Regions from separate parts of the Homo sapiens genome. Here all the other regions are linked to region 1. Evidence: chromatin contacts called from ENCODE Hi-C or POLR2A ChIA-PET data. All regions are on one chromosome and are shown on one strand. The core of a region is the stretch at or near the end of the contact, and the rest is flanking DNA. Distances in the headings are between cores, read along the strand shown.

The links. Hi-C counts contacts between places; a loop is a spot of excess contacts on that map. ChIA-PET counts read pairs that join two places held with the same protein, here RNA polymerase II (POLR2A). Pooled maps may share reads with other maps.
Region 2: a loop to region 1 is called in a map of naive thymus-derived CD4-positive, alpha-beta T cell, with 12 times the contacts of the local background. The contact joins the promoter of TESC-AS1 here to the enhancer-like site in region 1. A Hi-C loop is called at or near these places in 1 of 168 maps with a recorded cell type or tissue (naive thymus-derived CD4-positive, alpha-beta T cell) and 9 of 50 pooled maps. POLR2A ChIA-PET finds 5 or more read pairs at or near these places in 1 of 52 experiments (MCF 10A).
Region 3: a loop to region 1 is called in a pooled map, with 3 times the contacts of the local background. The contact joins two enhancer-like sites. A Hi-C loop is called at or near these places in 8 of 50 pooled maps. POLR2A ChIA-PET finds 5 or more read pairs at or near these places in 2 of 52 experiments (B cell and PC-3).

The regions. Positions count from the first base shown.
Region 1 is chr12:116,818,157-116,821,056 of GRCh38, forward strand. The region is part of intron 7 of RNFT2 (ring finger protein, transmembrane 2); the gene reads left to right. Among named protein-coding and RNA genes, the nearest start is that of HRK, 62 kb to the right of the region's middle. RefSeq lists an enhancer at 967-1,016 and a silencer at 1,217-1,576. Within about 2 kb of position 1,340, at least 40 of the 41 ENCODE cell types and tissues checked have a DNase peak (open chromatin) inside an H3K27ac peak, as active enhancers do.
Region 2 is chr12:117,097,514-117,100,716 of GRCh38, forward strand. It overlaps TESC-AS1 (TESC antisense RNA 1), which reads left to right and starts at 1,954. Exons shown (of 3, transcript NR_120464.1): 1 at 1,954-2,131; 2 at 2,940-3,127. It overlaps TESC (tescalcin), which reads right to left and starts at 1,903. Exons shown (of 8, transcript NM_017899.4): 1 at 1,712-1,903. The coding sequence starts at 1,769. RefSeq lists silencers at 1,299-1,398, 1,469-1,578, 1,639-2,158, 1,897-2,035, 2,902-3,119.
Region 3 is chr12:117,139,511-117,142,380 of GRCh38, forward strand. It overlaps FBXO21 (F-box protein 21), which reads right to left. Exons shown (of 12, transcript NM_015002.3): 12 at 2,481-2,870. It overlaps TESC-AS1 (TESC antisense RNA 1), which reads left to right. Exons shown (of 3, transcript NR_120464.1): 3 at 1,881-1,979. Among named protein-coding and RNA genes, the nearest start is that of TESC-AS1, 41 kb to the left of the region's middle. Within about 2 kb of position 1,306, at least 3 of the 41 ENCODE cell types and tissues checked have a DNase peak (open chromatin) inside an H3K27ac peak, as active enhancers do.

The DNA of each region.
Region 1 (2,900 bases), core at 90-2,589:
AAAAGTCTTTAAAAAATTATCTGGGGCATGGTGGCACACACCTGTGGTCCCAGCTACTCGTGGGGCTGAGAGGGGAGGCTCGCTTGAGCCCAGGAACTCAAGGCTGCAGTGAGCTGAGATCGCACCACTGCACTCCAGCCTGGGTGACAGTGAGGCCCTATCTCAAAAAAAAAAAAAAAATCCGCTTTTTCGTCTGCAAACCTGGGCTGGTAATATCCCTCCCAGCTTTGCCCTTAGTAACAGGCCCTGGCTCAGTGCCTGGTTCAGCACTGCCGTTCAGTAAATGTCATGTCCCTTCCTTCCTGTCGTTCCTGGCTGTGTATGTTGCTGGAGGTCTTCTGAGGAGTGGTGTGAGTGAGCAGTCTCTAAGCGATGGGAGAAATCTGCTGCTGGCAAGTGAGTTGTGAAGCCTCTAATAGGCTCTCACTGGACCCTCTTCAACTGGGTTTGATGGCGACCCTGTCGGAGAGAGAAGGGAGGGTGTATCGTCCACTGTCAACATTCGGAAGCCTTCCTCTTTTTCTGGGGAAGGTGGTGTCGAGTAATTGAAAGGCTCTGCTGTAGAGTCAAGTCACCTGGGTACAAGTCCCAGTTCTGCAGCAAGTAACTTGACCTCTCCGAGCCTTGTGTTCTCATCTGTAAAATGGTCCGTATAATTCCTCTACAGTGGTCTGTCATGTGGAACAGGACCCAGCATTGCGGGGGCACGCCGCAAGTGGGACCGTTACCACTGTTTACACCAGAGCAAGGAGGAACTGGGGTAAAGGTGCAGAGGTTTGGGGTACAGGTAAGGAGAAGAAAAAGGCTGTCAAAGGGCTCATTCACATCATGGAGGTCCGGGTTCCTGCGCCACCCTTCCCTACGTGGGTAATCTGGGGCAGATTCCTTTATCCCTCTGATCCCGTTTCTTCGTCTGTAAGACACAGCTCCACAACTTCCTTCACTCAGTGGCTGTGAAATCCTGCAGGCAAGCCGCGTCGCATGGCCCCTGACTTCAAGTTTAGGGGAGCTGATGAGGTCACTCCCTGCTGGACAAGGGGTCTTCGGGGTGAAATGTCCAAATAAGAGAGCGGGGAGTGGACGCGCAAAGATGCGTCAAAAGGATGGAAAAGGCAGCTTTGCCCTTCGCAAACTGAGATCTCCTTTGTCCGCGAAGGGCTAAGAGCCTCAGGCTCGGGGGCCTGGTACCGGCGCGGGACGCCCGGAGGCCAGACCCGGAGCCGGCGGCGCGCAGAGCGGGGCGGCCCGGGGCGCGGGGCTGTGACCTCATCGGCCGGCGCCGTCCCGCGGGGCCATGAGATCATGAGATGCCGGCGCTCGCCGAGGAGTCGATTTGTTGGGAGCGCGGGGACAGCCGGCCGCCCGACGCGGTGATCTCATCCGGGCCCGGGGGAGGAGGAGGCAGGCGGCCGGGCCAGCCCGCGCCGCCAGGAGGGGGATTAATGGCTGCCGCCGGGTGGTGACGTCACCGGCAGCACCCGTTGCCAGGCAACGCGCGGCCACCAGCCCCGCCCCGCTGGCCCCGCCTCCTACCTGCTGCGCTTCTTTCCATCCTGGCTCGCCCTTCTCTTGCCTTTTTTCCTTTTTCTTTTGTATTGAGGCATAACTTACATACTGTGGAGTGCCCTAATTATAAAGCTCAGTGGATTTTTACAAACATATGTAATCACTCAGATCAAAGTATCAACAAAGCTGTCCGACAGAAATATAAGAGTAGTCACACAGACGATTTTAAATGTTCTAGTAGTCACGTTAAACAACTAGAAAGGAACAGGTGACTTTAATTTTAATACTATATTTTATTTAGCCTAATGTGTCCAAAATATTATTTCAACATGTAATCAACATAAAATTTTTAATGAGATATTTTACCTTTTGTTGTTTTTCTAAGACTTTGAAATTCCTTGTTTCTTTTGCTTTTAAGGGATATTGTTTGTTTGTTTGTTTGTTTTTAAAGACAGTCTTACTGTGTCTCCCAGGCTGGAGTGTAGAAGTACGATCATGCTTACTGCAGCCTCGACTTCCCTGGGCTCAGGTCATCCTCCTGCCTCAGCCTCCCGAGTAGCTGGGTCTACAGGCGTGCGCCATCATGCCTGGCTAGTTTTTGTAGAGACAGGATTTCATTATGTTTCCCAGTCTGGTCTCGAATTCCTGGTCTCAAGGGGTCCTCCTGCCTCGGCCTCCCGTAGTTCTGGGTTTATAGGTGTGAGCCACCATGCCCAGCTATCCCTGTGTATTTTAGACTTTCAGTACATCTCAATTCAGAATAGCCACATTTCAAGTGCTCCATAGCGACATGTGACCAGTGGTTACTGGATTGGCTGTGGTGGATATGGAACATTTCCGGCATCTGGAAAGTTCCTGTGTCCTCACTTCCCCCACCAGGGGTACCCATTATTCTGAATTTTATCATCCTTCAGTTATCCTTCCCTCTCTACCCCCATAGCTTGTATCTTTTCTTTCTCTTTCTCCCACATCTTACTTTATCTCCTAAGGTCTCCTAGGGTCTCCCTTTCTCTGTTTCTCAGAGTGGCACAAAGCCACTCTGGAAAATCAGGCTGGATTTAAATCCCGGCTCCACCACTGTCTAGCAACTTCGAACAACATACCCTGCCTCTTTGAGCCTCTCTCTCCTCACCAGTTAACAGGGGCAAATAATTTCAGTGTCCATCTCCTGGGATTGTCAGAGTCTGGGGACAGCCTGCAGGTACTAAGTGTTCAACCGAGAAACTCATCACTAAACTAGAAGCCAGCCCTAGTCCTTCTCTCTTTCCTCTTGTAATCCTCTCACTTGCTGGGTCTCCCACTCTGTTCTTCCCTCCCCTGCCTCTGTGTTTGAGCTTTCTCATCTAAGAAATGGGAACGCGTCATAACTACCTACAAGAGGAGCAATTGGTGTG
Region 2 (3,203 bases), core at 704-3,203, 280 kb after region 1:
TCCAGATTCAAAGCAGTGGGAGGCGAGGAGAGGGCACATGAGAAATAATAAAAGCAGAGGAGACCCAAGCAAGTAAGAGCTAGAGGAATCCCTCCTTTCTCTCTCATATTAGTCTTCGGATTGAAGTGCATAAAACTTTTTGAGTAAGTAAAATATCCAACATAGTTCAAAATGAACATATAAAAACGTTTACGGAGAAAAAGCTCACTCTCCCTTCATCCCTTCCACTCCCCCCGCAACCCCCACCAAGCATCCATTCGTACTTTCTGGTGGATTCTTCCAGTCTGCAAATATAGCAATTACAAATGTATACTCTTATTTTCCCCTCTTTTTACATTTTCTATTTCTTTTTACTTTGCGGCTCCAGCTCAAAGGATCCTTTTTTAAAAAACAGAAAAAAGGGTACCATATTATATATGCTGAGCCACACCTTTTACTTCTTTAGTTGGATATTTCTATATCTCTACACACACAGAGATACAGATATAGACGTATAAGTGCGTGCATACACACACCAGTTATTAATGGTTTTCTGCAATTTTCATCCAGTTCTCCTGGAAAGGGGTATTTAGATTGGGGGTCAAGAGGGGTTGCTTTTCAGCTGACACACAAACAGCTGGGCCACCCTCTCTTGGTGATCAATACTGGACGCTGGTTCTCTGCACTTGAAGCAGGTGCCAGGAGCTAGCTCTTTCCCAAAATATCTGCAGCTCCCATTTCCTGAGCGTCTACCAGGTACTAGGAGAACTCTTACAACAGAGAAGGAAAGCTGAGAATCAGAGAGGTAAAGTGACTAGCCCAAGGTCACACAGCCAGGAAGTGCAGCTGGCAGGGTTCACAGCCGGTCTGTCGCTCGCCAAAGCCGGTTTGCCCACACACCTGGCCCCCGCGGTCTCCAGTCCACACCCTGGTCCACAGCCAGAGGCAGAACTGGCCATGCCGAGTTCAGGACCCAGGGCCAAGTCCCCAGCCCGGCTGAACTCGGGCAGAGAAGCGCTTTCTCCGCCATTTCCCTGCGGGCAGCTCGGCCAGGCCTCCCAGGGCTCCCCGCCTCCGGGCCGATGCGGGGCGCGCAGCCTTTGCTGGTCCCGGGAGACTCAGCGAACTCAGGGGAGGACGCTGGGCTCCGGGCAAAGTGCTCTGCGGCCGCTGCCTCGCTAAGTCTCCCAGCCACCCGCGGGGATGAGGCTGCCTGAACCCATTTTACAGATGCGAGGACGAAAGCAGGCGCCGGGCGCCGGCTCTCCCGACTAAGGTCACCCGGCCGGGGAGCGTCGGAGACCTGTTCCCACCCAGGTCCGCCGACTTCAAAACTTTCCGCTCTCGCGCTCACGAATGCAAACGACTCTCAGGTGTGGGGCGCGCGCGCCAGCGGGGGTGCCTGAGGGACTTGCCCGCCCGGCCTGAGGCACCTGCCCTGCGCTTGGGAAGCCTGGGCCCCGCTCCCTCCCCGGTCCGCAGTCCCCCGGCCAGGGAGTTCCCGGGCCAGTCCGAAGCTGAGCGGCTGCGGCACTGAGCATCGCCGCGGAGCTCCTCGCCGCAGCCCGCGAGGTGGCCAGCGGGGACCCATTTGAAAGAGGAGGAGACTGAGGCGCAGAGAGGGCCCGCCACTGGCCCAAGGTCACACAGCGCGGCGGCGGGCCGGGGTCCCCAACAGTGGCCGTTCGGAGGTCCCGCCCCGGTCCCCGCGCCGCCCCCCGCGGGTACTCACAGCCGGTCTTGCCCTCGAGCTCCCGCACCTCCTCAGACGCGGAGTGGGCAGCGCCCATGGTGCCCGCGGCGGGGGCCCCGGGGCGCGCGTCCCTCTCAGGCCCCGCACTGGCTTCGGCTGCGCAGCGGCGGGACTGGCCTCGGGTCCGGCCTCGGGTCGGGACGCCGGCGAAGGCTCGGAGCCGCGGGTTCCGCGTGGGGCCGGAGCGGGGCCTCATATAACGGCGGAGGGCGGCGCGCCGCGGTCCTAGCGCACGCCGGTTTCGCGCACTGCGCGGCTAGGGGAGCGCCCCGCCCCGCCCCGGCCCGGAAACCGCCGGGAAGGGGACCCCGGAGCCCACCGCTCTGGAGTCCCCGTTCGTGCAGCAGTGCTCACGTACCTCGTCCCTTCCGCACACCTGCTGGATCTGGAAGGAAGCAGGTGTGAGCAAATTTGGGGGCGTGGGTAGGAGGGGTGGGACCCCTGGGAGGTGCTATGCCCACTCCCAACCCATCCCACCTTACATCCTCCAGATCTTAGGAGGGAAACTCCACTGAGATAGTCAAGGAAGTCAGCGAGCATGAAATAGCTCTATGGAGAACAACAGTAATAATAATCCTATTTGAAAATGCACCATGCGCTTTGGTTTTTTCCAGGAAAGCCCCAGCACCTTCTGAGGTGAACACACCCACGTGGCGGCCCGTGTGGGCCCTGCACAGCCCGGTGGCTGAGAGGCACCTCAAACTGCAGGAGCGGGCTGGGCGCATGGCTCACGCCTGTAATCCCAGCACTTTGGGAGGCCAAGGCGGGCGGATCACTTGAGCTCATGAGTTCGAGACCAGCCTGGCCAACATGGTGAAACCCCGTCTCTACTAAAAACACAAAAATTAGCCAGGCGCGGTGGCACATGCCTGTAATCCCAGCTACTCCGGAGGCTGAGGCAGGAGAATCACTTGCACCTGGGAGGCAGAGGTTGCAGTGAGCTGAGATCTTGCCACTGCACTCCAGCCTGGGCGACAGAGCAAGACTCTGTCTCAAAAAACAAACAAACAAAAAAACAACTGCAGAAGTGGGCCCAGGAGGCTGCATTTGGGACAAACTGCTGGAGAGAAGGCAATGCCGGTGGTCCCCATGCCCATTAGGGAAGTTCTGGGTTAAGATGGCTTGAGGGGTTGGCTCTCCATCCAGTTGGGGTGACTGGGGCCGATGCTGTTGCCTGTGTAATGTGATTCCTCCTCCTTAAAATAAGGATAAGTTAATGAGATGTCCACCAGAGGGCCTGGCGTGGACACAGCACATGGCCACAGAGGCTGGTGGGCGCTATGGAATCTTGTCCCCTGGAGAGGCACACAGCCAGGGCAGAACATCAAGGTCAAGGCTCTCCTGAAGGCTCTGCAGTGCTTAGTGACACCACCATCAATGACCGTCAGGTATCAGGTCTGTTCTGAACGTTAGTCTCGATGATAAATGTTGGGGAGGAAGGGGGACAGGGTAGGGGGCAGGAGTTTTTCGG
Region 3 (2,870 bases), core at 56-2,555, 320 kb after region 1:
CTGTTTCGGGGTCAGACTTGGTAGAATTGTTGCTTTCGGTTTGCAAGGTGGAACCACTGGCCCTGCGGCCAGTCTAGAGAAAGTAGCCAAAAGAGACAAGGAATACAGTGTGTAGATGGCTCTTTGTTGTTTATCACCAGGGAAGACAAGAAAAACAGGAGTGAAGTAAATATGTGCTGGTTTGAGAACTAAAATGGAAAAGAGACTGAAATCCCAGGTGTCCTGTGTGGAAAAGGCCACTGCTTCTACACACCAACAGGAAAGGAGAATGAAAATCGGCTGCGCCGGTAGCTCACGCCTGTAATCCCGGCATTTTGGGAGGCCGAAGCAGGTGAATCACTTGAGGCCAGGAGTTTGAGACCAGCCTGGCCAACATGGCAAAACCCCGTCTCTACTAAATATACAAAAATTAGCTGGGAGTGGTGGTGCATACCTGTAATCCCAGCCACTCAGGAGGCTGAGGCACAAGAATCACTTGAAGCCAGGAGGCGGAGGTTGTAGTGAACCGAGATCACGTCACTGCACTCCAGCCTGGGCGACAGAGCAAGACTCCGTCTTAAAAAAAAAAAAAAAAAAAAAAAAAAAAAGCCAGGTGCGTGGCTCACACCTGTAATCCTAGCACTTTGGGAGGCTGTGGTGGGTGGATCACAAGGTCATGAGATCGAGACCCATCCTGGCCAATATGCTGAAACCTCATCTCTACTAAAAACACAAAAATTAGCTGGGCGTGGTGGCACACACCTGCATTCCCAGCTATTCGGGAGGCTGAGGCAGGAGAATTGATCAAACCCAGGAGTACAAGGTCGTGCCGCTGCTCTCCAGCCTGGGTGACAGATCGAGACTCCATCTCAAAGAAAATCACCGAACAACAAAGACCCGTTAAATGCCTGTAATCAGCACTTTGGGAAGGCGAGGCAGGTGGATCACCTGAGGTCAGGAGATTGAGACCAGCCTGATGATTGACATGGTGAAACCCCATCTCCACTAAAAATACAAAATTAGCTGAGGGTGGTGGCACGTGCCTGTATCCCAGCTCCTTGGGTGGCTGAGGCAGGAGAATCGCTTGAACCCAGGAGACAGAGGTTGCAGTGGGCTGAGATTGCGCCACTACACTCCAGCCTGGGCAAGAAGAGCGAAATTCTGCCTCAAAAAATAACAATAAAAATTTTTCACTTAAGCAGTGAGCCTCACCTTTGGTTAATATCAGATGAAGGCAGCCACATTAAGCCACGTTAAGTCAGGGGGAAGAGAGAGCCAAGAGGTGATAAAGCTGGCTACGATTGCTGGCACCAATAGGTTAATGGCTTGCTAAGCTTTAGAGGGAATCATTGCCAGAGGAATTGCAAGCTTGTTGTACAAATAAGTAAATAAAAGTCTTGGACAGGCCCCTAAAGCTGCACCCAGCAGGAAGTGGAGTGTGAAAGTTGGCCAGCACCCCGGCAGGATGCACCCGACACCCACTTCTGAGGAGACCAGAGAGGATGAGATTTGAGGAAGAACTTCCCAGAGGGCAGGGAGTTCCTCCCGGAGAGCAGAGTCAGGGCTTATGCAAGAAACGTCACCCCCGGCCATGACAAAGGCAGGGGTCTTACCAAGGTCCCCCGCGAGTGGGATTTCATCCCTGCTAGAGACCAGCAACTTGTTTCATTCTTTCTTTTTCTCAAATGGGAGTTCTTATTGCAGCTGCCGTCCCTGCTTCACCTCTTAATGGGAATTGGGGGTGGGGGATCCCGGAGGCGCCACGCTGGGCTGATGGAGGGAACTTGCACGGCCCAGGGAAACTGGGCTGAGTAGGATGCAGGGACCGCGGAGGGCTCTGGGGGTGAGGCACACACAAGTCTGTGCCCACCAAACCTTTTCTCTTCCTTTCGGGCCCACAGGAAACCATTTGGCACCTCCTCTGGAACGAAGGTGTGGCCGGCCACTTGAGATCTGGCTGTTGAGGCAGAGGTAGTGCATGTGACCCACGCGGTGAGAGGTCTGCTCCCCGCTGCTGCAGCCATCTGCGGTGGAGACCGTGAGTGTACACAGACAGTGCCATCTGAAGGGAACTCCACTGCCTCTATGTGCTACTTAGGCAGGGGCGACTGAGCCGGAGACTGCAGAAATGTGTCCGTCCCCACGGACAGCCTGGCTTAGCTGTCCGTGGCTGTCTCCTGCGGTGGAGGAGCACACTGGAGTGGCCCGTGCAGTGGACCAGAGCTTCCACCCACACTGTGTTCTGTCTCCTTTCCTAGAACACAACTGGACGTTTCCCACCTCCGTGCAAAATGAGTGGACATAAGGGGTGCCACTTCCACACCTGGCTCATGGAAGCTCCCAGATGGTCTCAGCCCTCCATGCTCCCCGCTACTTCAGGCGGGATGGAGATGGACGGCTCAGGTTGCTCTGATGCCTGCCTGCATAAGGGCTGCCCTGCCAGCCCATTCCCCTGCCCAATATTATGGAAGCAAAAACGTTCTATGGTGTTTGAGCCATTGTTGCTTTTCGGGTCTATTTATTACAGAACTAGCAGAGCCCTAATACAGTCATTGCTACGTGGCCATAATACATGTATTCTATAATTGCGCCTAATTTTATTCACCGGAGGGACGTCCTTTACTTTCAAGATTCTAAATTTTTCAGAAATGCAACATTCAAGGTTAAAGTCGCTGCTAGACCAAGGCTAAACCGTGGCGAGGTAGTTGCTTGCGCCGCAGAGTGTGGGTGTGAACAGCTGGAGCTCAGTGGTTCCTGGAGACTCAGGGACCACCTGTATTCCACATCCGGCTTCCCACCCACGCACACGCAGTATGACCTGGGTTTCCCCTTTATACAGTGGAATGCTAAGTGCCTACACCCTAGCCGGGGTCAGCCAACTATGGCCTGTG